2 separate regions of the Homo sapiens genome follow, and region 1 is linked to region 2. The links are chromatin contacts, found by Hi-C or POLR2A ChIA-PET in ENCODE. All regions are on one chromosome and are shown on one strand. Each heading gives the region's core, a stretch centred on a gene start or an enhancer-like site at or near the end of the contact. The rest is flanking DNA. Distances are from core to core; before and after follow the strand shown.

What was found. A loop is a pair of places that touch in the nucleus more often than their neighbours do. ChIA-PET counts read pairs that join two places held with the same protein, here RNA polymerase II (POLR2A). Pooled maps may share reads with other maps.
Region 1: a pooled map shows a loop between it and region 2 (3-fold over the local background). The contact joins two enhancer-like sites. A Hi-C loop is called at or near these places in 7 of 50 pooled maps. POLR2A ChIA-PET finds 5 or more read pairs at or near these places in 6 of 52 experiments (A549, H1, OCI-LY7 and 3 more).

Annotation. Positions count from the first base shown.
Region 1 is chr16:67,768,985-67,774,993 of GRCh38, reverse strand. RANBP10 (RAN binding protein 10) reads left to right here. Exons shown (of 14, transcript NM_020850.3): 3 at 2,908-2,960. Among named protein-coding and RNA genes, the nearest start is that of RANBP10, 35 kb to the left of the region's middle. Within about 2 kb of position 4,438, at least 2 of the 41 ENCODE cell types and tissues checked have a DNase peak (open chromatin) inside an H3K27ac peak, as active enhancers do.
Region 2 is chr16:67,696,305-67,701,945 of GRCh38, reverse strand. All of the region lies in intron 1 of GFOD2 (Gfo/Idh/MocA-like oxidoreductase domain containing 2), which reads left to right. Among named protein-coding and RNA genes, the nearest start is that of GFOD2, 20 kb to the left of the region's middle. Within about 2 kb of position 4,390, at least 3 of the 41 ENCODE cell types and tissues checked have a DNase peak (open chromatin) inside an H3K27ac peak, as active enhancers do.

The DNA.
Region 1 (6,009 bases), core at 3,189-5,688, 73 kb before region 2:
GTTTCCTTTTATTCCTACTTTCTTGAGTGTTATTGACATGTAATTTAACATGCTATACAAGTCACCATTTAAAGTGTACAATTCGTGTTTTTTAGTGTATTCACAGGGTCTGCTTTGTTTCTCTCAGATTGGTTGGATGATAGTCTTTAAGTTTATGAAGAGTTTCTGGAAGATAGAAGAGTGCATCTTTTGGTAGCTTTAAAACACCATGCTTTTGGAAAAGACTTAATGTCACCCAGTATTTGAAGAGTGGGGGCTTATTCGCCTTGAACCCTGACTCAGCTGTGACCTCATTGGAATATGCAACCTGGGCTCCTGTGGGGCTGCTCCCTGTGTCATTGACACCTAGAGGTGGAATGGTGCCCAAATGTGGGTGTCAGCTTCCTCTGGCTGCTCTCCCCTTAGACAGTCCACTCAGATTCTCAAGTCGAGGCAGGGGTTTGTACAGAGGCTCCCGAGCCATCCACTAATAAACACCATCTTACCTGTGGAGCAGAGTCTGTAGGAAGGTGTTGAGGGCTAGCTGCTGGAGAAGGGAGAGGCGTCTCCTGTGGGGAGGCCTAAGCAAGTTGTGTTTTGAGCACAGGTGCTTTAGTGATTCCCCATTCCCATAGAATGTTGTGGAACCAGAGCCCTGTTGCAGCGACCAAGCATAACTCTTCTTGAGTGACCTTTGACCTCCCCGTTTGCACATGTGCTCCAAACATAAACCCTTACCTAGTGTCAGGAAGCCTATGTGCTGGGGATGGGATGACATGTGGTGTTGGGCATAGCCCCAGGCCCCTCTGAACAGGGCATGGTGAGTGGCTGTTGTCTAAATCAGGGAAAGCCCTGACTGTTGCACTTGTGCCTGTTGGACTGCTGACTGCAGGGCAGCTGGGGTCGTTTGCTGCTTGGTCAGCTGAGGTACTGAAGGAATGGAGACTGACTTTTGGCAGCCTCTGCCATGTAAAGTCAGGAAGCTGATTATTTGGGCTGCAGTTTTTCTGGAAAAATGTGCAAGTTTTAATCTAATGGGAATTCTGCCAGCAGGCTAAGACAGCTTCTGCTCCTGATGGTCCTTGAAGCTAGCCCCTCTGGCAGGAGGAGGCAGGCAGTTTGTGTGTTTCTGGGAATGACTGAGCAGTCCTGTCCAGCTACAGGCTATATTGGTTCATGTCTTTGACCTTTAAGGATCCAACTCTGTCTCAAATGCTGCTTAAAACAAAGCAGAAGACAAGTTCCCTTCGAACTATGAAACTCCCTCTTTGAAGTGCTGTTCCTTTTGCTTTGCTCCTTTCCCTTCTCTACCTTTTTCCCTAAGCCATGTGGGCCACGTTATCAGGGCCATATGCTGGGTTGTTTCCTTTCCTTGTTCCTGCCCAGCATGATTGGGATAGCTGATTTCAGAGGCAGGTGAGTAGGTCAGAGCCTTCCCTCCCTGCCTGACCCTTTATTTTGGTAGTAGAGGCTGCTCCCCCAAATATAGTGGTGCAGCAACCCAGAGAAAGGCAAAAGGGCATTTACTGCCAATAAAGGACTGGCAGGGGCAGTGTATTAGCCTTTTTTATATTACTATAAAGAAATACCTGAGACAGGGTAAAGAAAAGAAGGTTTATAAAGAAAAGAGGTTTAATTGGCTCACAATTCTACAGGCTTTACAGGAAGCATGGTGCCGGCAAAGGCCTGGAGAAGCTTACAGTCATAGTGGATGTTGACTAGGAGCCAGCATGTCACATGGCAACAACGGGAACAAGTTGGGGGGAGGTGCTATACTCTTTTAAACAACCAGATCTCGCAGGAACATAGAGCAAGAACTCGTTCATTACTGTGAGGACTGCCCCAAGACATTCATGAAGGATCTATCCCCATGATCTTAACACCTGCCACCAGGCCCCACCTCCAGCATTGGGTATTACATGTCTACATGAGATTTGGAGAGGACAAACATCGAAACCATATCATTCTACCCTGGCCCCCCAAATTTCATGTCTTTCTCACATTGCAGAATACAATCATCCCTTCCCACTAGTCCCCCAGAGTCTTAACTCATTCCAGCATTAACTTAAAAAGTCCCAAGTGCAAAGGTAAGATGGTATTTATTAGTAGATGGCCTGGGAGCCTCTGCCTCAACTTGAGAATCTGAGTGGATTGTCTAAGGGGAGAGCAGCCAGAGGAAGCTGACACCCACATTTGGGTGCCATTCTACCTCCAGGTGTCAATGACACAGGGAGCAGCCCCACAGGAGCCCAGGTTGCATACTCCAATGAGATCACAACTAAGTCAGGGTTCAAAGAGAATAAGCCCCACTCTTCAAAGAGTGGGAGGAGTGAGGGGGTCTCTGGGGGCCTCACACATCATTACTCCCAGCTTTGTGTGGTTTGGGAGGCCAATGTGAATGTATGCGGGGAAGGTAATGAATTTTGAGACCCAGAGAACAAGCTCGTTTGAGCAGTCTTGATTGATGATCCTATGTAGATCCAACTTGGCTTTACCATGTCCTGGTCTTTGGTGCAGACTGGGTTCTCCCTGTGGAACAATCGTGCATTGCTCTGTAAAGCACTACCTAGGATTGAGATGCTTTAGGCACATCTTAGGAATAGATTCTGTGCCTTAGCTACAGCCAGAATGCCAAAGGACTGGAAGCCATGAATTCATGACACTTTCCTCTGAAATTGAAGCCGGTGGTTCATAGTGACACAACACACGCAACTTTCTGTTTTCTCTAGCTGGGTGAGGCACTAAGATGCTTTCCATTAGCAAATCAAAATGTCAGGTTTCTCCAAGAACCATTAGTATGTTATAAGAGCCTCTACATTCATTGCTTTTCTCATTTTTCTGTCTTTTACCAATAAATGTTTGAGAAGGGAGACGCATGAGCATTTGCTAACCAAAAATTTTGTGTTTTTTTTTTTTTTTTTTTTGAAGTTACATGGGAATAGGACTCTCGGCTCAAGGCGTCAACATGAACAGACTTCCTGGTGAGTCACTGTTTAAGAGAACATTTGTTCTGCTCTCCTGATCCAATTGGGGTTGAGAGTCATGGTGGTAGCAGAGAGGCTGGGGAGGACTTTGTTTGCTAGCTGCCTACCTCAAGCCATGCTACTGGTTGGAGGATCCTGAAAGGTAGCCCTTGGGCCAGGATGGTGTGCATTTCCATTCCAAAAATTAATTGACAAGTGATTGTCATTAATGGAATTTGAACTGTTTGCCATCAAAGTCAACTGACCTGAGTTTGCTCCAGGTAGGGATACGCGTCAGTAGCCCTTGCTCCCATTGGCCTTGCTGAGCAGACTCAGGCATGTACTGGGAGGAAGACTGCTGCCAACCTTGGCTCCTTTGTTACTTCATCGTGTTAAAGATCAAAGTTTTTGGCCGGGCACAGCGGCTCACGCCTGTAATCCCACTTTGGGAGGCCGAGGTGGATGGATCACCTGAGGTCAGGAGTTCGAGACCAGCCTGGCCAACATGGTGAAACCCTGTCTCTACTAAAAATAAAAAATTAGTCGGGTGTGGTGGCACACACCTGTAGTCTCAGCTACTTGGGAGGCAGAGGCAGGAGAATCGCTTGAACCCGGGAGGTGGAGGTTGCAGTGAGCTGAGATTGCGCCACTGCACTCCAGCCTGAGCAACAGGGTGAGATTCCGTCTCAAAAAAAAAAATAAAATAAATAAAAAAGATCAAAGTTTTTAAGTGACCTCCCACGTGGAATGTGATTGAAGCAATTTCTTTTCTTTATTTTTTATTTATATATATATTTGAGACAGGGTCTCACTCTGTAACCCAGGCTGGAGTGCAGTGGCTCAGTCACAGTTTACTGCAGCCTCGACCTCCCAGACTCAGGTGATCCTCAGCCTTCCTAGTAGCTGGGACCACAGGAGCTCATCACCATGTCCAGCTAATTTTTTGTAATTTCTGTAGAGACAGAGTTCTGCCATTGCCCAGGCTGGTCTTGAACTCCTGGGCTCAAGCCATCAGCCTGCCTTGGCCTCCCTAAGTGTTGGGATAACAGGCGTGAGCCACTGCACCCAGCCTTATTTTTATCATCTATTATTTTTCTTTTGAGACAGGGTCTCGCTTTTCACCCAGGCTGGAGTGTAGTGGCGCGATCTTGGCACCACCTTCTCAACCTTCTGGTTGGCTCAACCTTCTGGGCTCAAGTTCTCCTCCCACCTCAGCCCCTCAAGTGGCTGGGATTATAGGCATGTGCTACCACACCTGGCTAATTTATAGGCATGTGCTACCACACCTGGCTAATTTCAGCTATTTTCTGCCCAGCAGCTCATACCTAGACCTGGACTGGCTGCAACTGGGGAGACAGAGCTTCTGCCGTGAACTGATGGGTTCCAGAAAATGGTCTTAAGTCCATTGGTCCCTTGAATCAGCAGAAGTGACATGATCCAGGCTTCCCTGACACGTCATGGGGTCAGGAAAAGTCCTTGTGTTTTTTTCTTGGCCTCCTGCTCTTTGTGCCTATGACACAGAGAAGGCAGCTGGCTTTCCCCAAACAGGGAGTTACACTCAGACCTTACGTCTTTTCTAATCAATGTTTAATGTGAATCACTGATTTTTTTCTAGTAGACTGATTTCTAATACTTTCAATCTAGGATGCTTAGGATTCAACTAATTGTCAGGAATCTTACTTTTTTCCCCCTTTGATTGATCTGAGTGAAAACTGGTTTTTCATTGTTAATCAGAACGTGTGTGGCAGTTTTCTTTGCATACTGTGTGGCTGTGTTCTTTGTTATATGAGCATCTGGCCTTGGCTAAGTAGTTGTAGCTGTAGTATCTGTAGCTCTACCTCTTAATGTACAGGAAAAATAATTTCCTGTCAAGTGCAAACTGATTCTTAATTTTGTTTGTTTGTTCTAGGTGTGCTCTTTCAACTTTTGCACTGAGTTGGTAGTGGAGAAAAGAGACTTTTATGAGCTTTTTTTTGTTTTGTTTTTGGAGACAAGGTCTCATTCTGCTGCCCAGGCTGGAGTGCAGTGGCATGATCATGGCTCACTGCAGTCTTGACCTTCCATGCTCAAGTGATTCTCCCACCTCATTCTCCCCTTTAGCTGGCACTACAGATACAAGCTACCATACCCAGCTAATTTTTCATTTTTTGTAGAGGCGGGGTCTCACCGCATTGCCCCAGCTGGTCTCAAGCTGCTGCGTTCAAGCAGTCCTTCTGCCTCAGTCTCCCAAAGTATTAGGATTACTGGCATGAGCCAGCCTGCCTGGTAAGGACTCTTTTTTTTTTTTTTTTTTTTTTTTTTTTTTTGAGACGGAGTCTTGCTCTTTCGCCCAGGCTGGAGTGCAGTGGCGAGATCTCGGCTCACTGCAAGCTCTGCCTCCTGGGTTGGTGCCGTTCTCCTGCCTCAGCCTCCGGAGTAGCTGGGATTACAGGTGCCTGCCACCACGCCCGGCTCATTTTTTTGTATTTTTAATAGAAACGGGGTTTCACCATGTTAGCCAGGCTGGTTTCGATCTCTTAACCTCGTGGTCCGCCTGACTTGGCCTCCCAAAGTGCTGGGATTACAGGCGTGAGCCACTGCGCCCAGCACTTTTTTTTTTTTTTTTTTTGAGACAGGGTCTTGCTTCGTTTCCCAGGGTGGAGTGCAGTGGCACAAACACTGCTCACTGCAGTCTTAACCTGCTGGGCTCAAGCGATCCTCCCATCTCAGCCTCCTAAGTAGCTGGGACTATAAGTACATGCCACCACGCCCAGCTAGTTTTTTTGTATTTTTAATAAAGACAGGGTTTCACCAGGTTGCCCAGACTCGTCTAGAACTCCTGAGCTCAAGCAGTCCACCCATCTCGGCCTCCCAAAGTGCTGAGATTACAGGCATGAGCCACTGCTCCTGGCCGGGGACTCTTTAGGTACCAATTTGGAATCATCTGTAGGATATATTGGGAAATTAAAAATATAAAGCATGGAAATATATGATGTGCTACCAAATGTGCAAAAAAAAGAGAAAACAAACATATCTGTATTTACTTGTATATGTATAGATCATCTTTGGAAAGCTACAGAAAAACTTG
Region 2 (5,641 bases), core at 3,141-5,640:
ATGATGTTCAGGCAGTCTGGGAAAAAACAATTCACAAATCTCAGCCTCCACACCAAAGTCTCAACAGTCGGGCCTTTTGGGTTCCATGTTTCTCTTAAGGACACTGCAGTTTCTCAGTCACTTAGGCTTAAAACTTCAGGGTCTTTTTTTTTTTTTTTTTAAGTGGGGTCAGTCACATTGATTGAAGTATAATTTACAGAACAGTGAAGTTTATCCTTTTTCTGTATATTCTGTGCTATCAGTTTTGACAAATGCTGTCATGTAATTGCCACCCTAGACAAGATACAGAACAGTTTCATCACCCCACAAAAATTCCCCTGTGCCCCTTTGTTGTCTACACTTAGCCCCAGTTCCAACCCTTGACAACCACTGATCTACTCTTTGTCCCTATAGTTTTGCTTTTCCATTATGGCATTTAAATGGGATCACACAGTATGGTGCCTTTAAGTAGGGCATCTTTCAGTTAGCAGAATGCATTTGAGATTTGTTCATTGTGGCATATATCCGTAGTATGTTCTTTCTATTGCTGAATAGTATCCATTGGCGTTGATATACTACTGTTTATCTGTTTACCTATTGAAGGATATTTGTGTTGATTACAAGATGTGGCAATTATGAATAAAGCTGCTGTAGACATTCACATATAGGTTTTTGTGTGAATATAAGTTTTCATTTCTCTTGGTAAGTACTAAACCTAGAAGTAGGATTGCTAGGTTGTGTGATAGGTATCTATTTAGCTTTATAAGATGGCAAACTTTTCCAAAGTGGCTATATTATTTTACATTTTCGCCAATAATGAATAGTTGCTTCCTACCCTTGCCAGTATTTGATATCAGGTTTTCTGAATTTCAGACATTGTAATGTGTATTTAATAAGTTTTAATTTGTATTTCTTTTTTTTTTTTTTTTTGAGACAGAGTCTCACTCTGTCACCCAGGCTGGAGAGCAGTGGCACAATCTCGGCTCACTACAACCTCCGCCTCCTGGGTTCAAGCGATTCTCCTGCCTCAGCCTCCTGAGTAGCTGGGATTACAGGCGTGCACCACCATGCCTGGCTAATTTTTTTTTTTTTTTCTAGTAGGAACGGGGTTTCACCATGTTGGCCAGGCTGGTCTCAAACTCCTGATCTCGGGTGATCCGCCCGCCTCGGCCTCCCAAAGTGCTGGGATTACAGGCATGAGCCACTGAACCCAGCCTTAATTTGTTTTTTGTTTGTTTGTTTGTTTTGTTTTTTTGAGATGGAGTCTTGCTCTGTCACCCAGGCTGGAGTGCAGTGGCACAATCTCAGTTCACTGCAACCTCTACCTCACGACTTCAAGCAGTTCTCCTGCCTCACCCTTCCAAGCAGCTGGGATTACAGGCACCCGCCACCATGCCTGGCTAATTTTTGTATTTTTAGTAGAGGCAGGGTTTCACCATGTTGGCCAGGCTGGTCTCAAACTCCTGACCTCAGGTGAGCCACCGTGCCCGGCCTTAATTTGTATTTCTAATTAATGCTGTCTAATGACTACTGATACGGTAAGTTATAGTAATTGATTTTATTTTTTAAATTAAATTTAATTTTTTTTTTTTGAGACGGAGTCTCACTGTGTTGCCCAGGCTGGAGTGCAGTGGCACGATCTCAGCTCACTGCAACCTCTGCTTCCCGGGTTCAAGCAGTTCTCCTGCCTCAGCCTCCTAAGTAGCTGAGACTACAGGCACATACTGTCATGACCGGCTAATTTTTTTGTATTTTAGTAGAGATGGGGTTTTACCTTGTTGCCCAGGCTGGTCGCAAACTCCTGAGCTCAGGCAATCTGCCCACCTTGGCCTCCCAAAGTGCTGGGATTATAGGCGTGAGCCACCGCGCCTGGCCTAGTTTTTATTTTTTTGAGGCAGGGTCATGCTCTTGTTGCCCAGGCTGAAGTGTAGTGGTGCAAAAATGGCTCACTGCAACCTCCACCTCCCAGGCTCAAGTGTTCCTCCCTCCTGAGCCTCCTGAGTAGCCACAGGTGTGTGCCACTGCACCTGGCTTTTTTTGTTTGTTTTTTGTAGAGACAGGGTTTCACCATGTTCACCAGGCTGGTCTTGAACTCCTGGCCTCCCAAAATTCTGGGATTACAGGTGAGCCACTGCACCTGGCCTTTTTTTTTTTTCTTTTTCAGTTAAACATTTTGCTATCCAGGCTGGGCGCGGTGGCTTGCTCCTGTTACCCCAGCACTTTGGGAGGCTGAGGCTGGTGGATCGCTTGAGGCCAGGAGTTTGAGACCAGCCTGGCCAACATGGCAAAACCCCTTCTCTACAAAATGTACAAAAATTAGCCAGGCGTGGTGGTACACATCTGTGGTCCCAGCTGCTCGGGTGGCTGAGGCACGAGAATCACCTGAACCCAGGAGGCGGAGGTTGCAGTAAGCCGAGATTGCGCCACTGCATTCCAGTCTGGGTGACAGAGTGAGACTCTGTCTCAAACCAAACTAACAAACAAAAAAACACCACATTCTCCTATCCAATAGTAGTTGATTTTAGAATGTTGAGCCAGCCTTGCATTCCTGGGATTAAACCCCTGTTGGTCATGGTGTATTTTTTTTTTAATTTTTATTTATTTTTGTTTTGTTTTGTTTTTTAGAGATGAAGTCTTGCTCTGTTGCCCAGGCTGGAGTGCCAGTGGTGCGATCTCAGCTCACTGCAGCCTCTGCCTCTTTGGTTCCAGCGATTCTGCTGCCTCAGCCTCCTGGGTAGCTGGGACTACAGGTACCCACCATCACGTCTGGCTAATTTTTTGTATTTTTAGTAGAGACGGGGTTTCACCATGTCAGCCAGGATGGTCTCAATCTCCTAACCTCATGATCCGCCCGCCTTGGCCTCCCAAAGTGCTGGGATTACAGGTGTGAGCCACCACGCCCAGCCACATTGCTAGATTTAATTTGCTAATATTTTGTTGAGGATTTTTGTGCCTAAGTTTATGAGACGTATTGGTCTATAGTTCAGTTATTTATTTTATTTTATTTTTTTGGCTCTCCCACCCTGCTGATAATCCCAAATCCTAGTGATAACTGTCTGCTCCATTTCATTCCCTCCATTAGACCCTCCTTATGTCTTACTTGATATCCTAACTGGTTCTCTGTGTCTAATGTCTCCTAAACTCTATCCTACCTACGTCTTTCTGCCAAATTAAAGAAAAAAAATGCAGGCCGGGCACAGTGGCTCACGCCTGTAATCCCAACACTTCGGGAGGCCGAGGTGGGCAGATCACCAGAGGTCAGGAGTTCGAGACCAGCCTGGCCAATATGGGGAAACCCCGTGTCTACTAAAAATGCAAAAATTAGCTGGGCATGGTGGCGCACACCTGTAATCCCAGCTGCTCGGGAAGCTGAGGCAGGAGACTTGCTTGAACCTGGAAGCAGAGGTTGCAATGAGCCAAGATCACGCCACTGCACTCCAGCCTGGGTGACAGAGCAAGACTCCATCTCAAAGAAAAAGAAAAAGAAAAAAAATCCAATGGTTCTTATTGCTTACCTGCATTAGTCAAGGTCTAGACAGGAAACAGTCAGTGTACTCAAAGGGTTAATTAAAAACTCTTTAATGAAGGGATTATTCACAATAGTGTGAGTAGTAAAGGAAACATACAAGGGATAGTGGAGCACCCAGGGACTGGCAAGGTAGTGTCCCCACCCTAGGTGCAATGACGGAGTGGGGATGTGTCACTGGAACCCAGCAAAAGCAATGGCCATGGGAGAGAGGGGTCCTCTAAAGGAGCTGTGACCTTGGTTAAGGAACACAGCTCTGCCAGAACCATATCCTGGGAGGGAGAGAAGGCAAAAAATAAACACCTTGGCCTTTCCTCCTGCTCGCTGATCTCTTCCTGGTTCTTTCCCTTGGCTGGACTCAGATGGAAGCCAGAGGACCTGGAGCCCAGGGCTTTAGAGACTGACCTTCTGACTCCAGAGACAAAAAGCAGGGCAGAGAGGATCAGGTAGGGAAGGAGGAGCAGACCAAGAATACTGAGCACACCCACCTGTCAAAGTCCAAACTCTTGAGATTAACACTTTACGCCACCAGTTCTGGCTCCTACTCACCTTGCTGACTTGTCACCCCTGAAATTAGGACTTTTCATCTTTTTATGTCCCACAGCTCCCTCGTTAGCTCCTCAGAAAAGGTGAGACATTGACCAGATTAGTATTGGTTTTGAACAGTGGATCAGAGGCAAACAGTCACCCCCAGAGCAGACAGTGGAAGGAACTTGCCTGGCTCACACTCATGAGGAAGGATGGAAGAAGAGTTGCTCCACACATGCACATGTTACAAAATGACTCTTTTTCTTTCTTGTTTTTATAGAGGCTCAGAGAAGTGAAGTAACCTGCTCAAGGTTTCATGCTGGTTGTAGCAGGTCATGCACACAGCCAGGCGTGGAACCCTGGGAGAGTTACCTCACCTCTTTGAGCATGTTTTCTTATCTGTACAACAGGGTTGCATGGAACAAGGGACAGACTAAACACTGGCTGCCCTATTATACTCACTTCATATTAGCTCAGAATTATGACCCTCATATTTCTACTCAACTTTTGAAGAAGAGACATCTAAGTCAGTCACAGATAGTTAACAGATATCTTTTTTTCAGAAAAAGATTCCCTATGTACTGACTCATATCTAATTGGCCAGGCCCAATTATAAGTATTCTACAAATATTAACTCAATCCTTAAATCCCCTGTGAGGTAGATAAAATTTCCCCATTTTACAGATGAGGAAATGGAGATACAGAGTGACTAAAGGACTTACCTGAGGTCACCCAGCTGGAAAGTGACAGAGCCAGGATTTGAACCCAGGCAAGGCCTTGTCAAATTGTATATAGCCTGTCCTGCCAAGGCACACTTCATTCCTGACCAGCATGTGGTGATGGGAAATGTATGTGGTCTTGGCAGGACTGGGTTTGTGGAGATCTTTGGAGGCATCTGAAGGATATGTGCAAGGATGTTAAAGACAAAGAGTGGGGAAATTTTAGGGGTGAGAAAGGGTAGCCACTGAAATTAACAAGGAAAACCAGCTCTGCCTGCTTGGGCAGGAAATACCTAGTCAGCAAGCCTGCCTGCCTTCATGCCATCTGGCTTCCTCGGGGGCCAGCCAATACCCCTTTATGGGAGTTGATGAAGCTTCCCTTTGAGTCAGTGGCAGTAAAACAGGTTATTAAAAATTTTTCGGCCGGGCGCAGTGGCTCACGCCTATAATCCCGGCACTTTGGGAGGCTGAGGCAGGCGGATCACGAGGTCAGGAGATCCAGACCATCCTGGCTAACATGGTGAAACCCCGTCTCTACTGAAAATACAAAAAATTAGCCGGGTGTGGTGGTGGGTGCCTGTAGTCCCAGCTACTCGGGAGGCTGAGGCAGGAGAATGGCGTGAATCCAGGAGGCAGAGCTTGCAGTGAGCCAAGAGCGCGCCACTGCACTCCAGCCTGGGTGACGGAGCGAGACTGTCTCAAAAAAGAAAAAAAATTCTAGTCCATTCTGTTGTTTTAAGCTACCGATACTTATATATATTTTTCACTTCATATTGGCTCAAAATTATCATCCTCATATTCCTACACAGCTTTTGAAGAGGAGACATCTAAGTTGGTCATAGATACGTAATAGATCATTTAAAAAAAAAAAAAAGATTCCCGGCCGGGC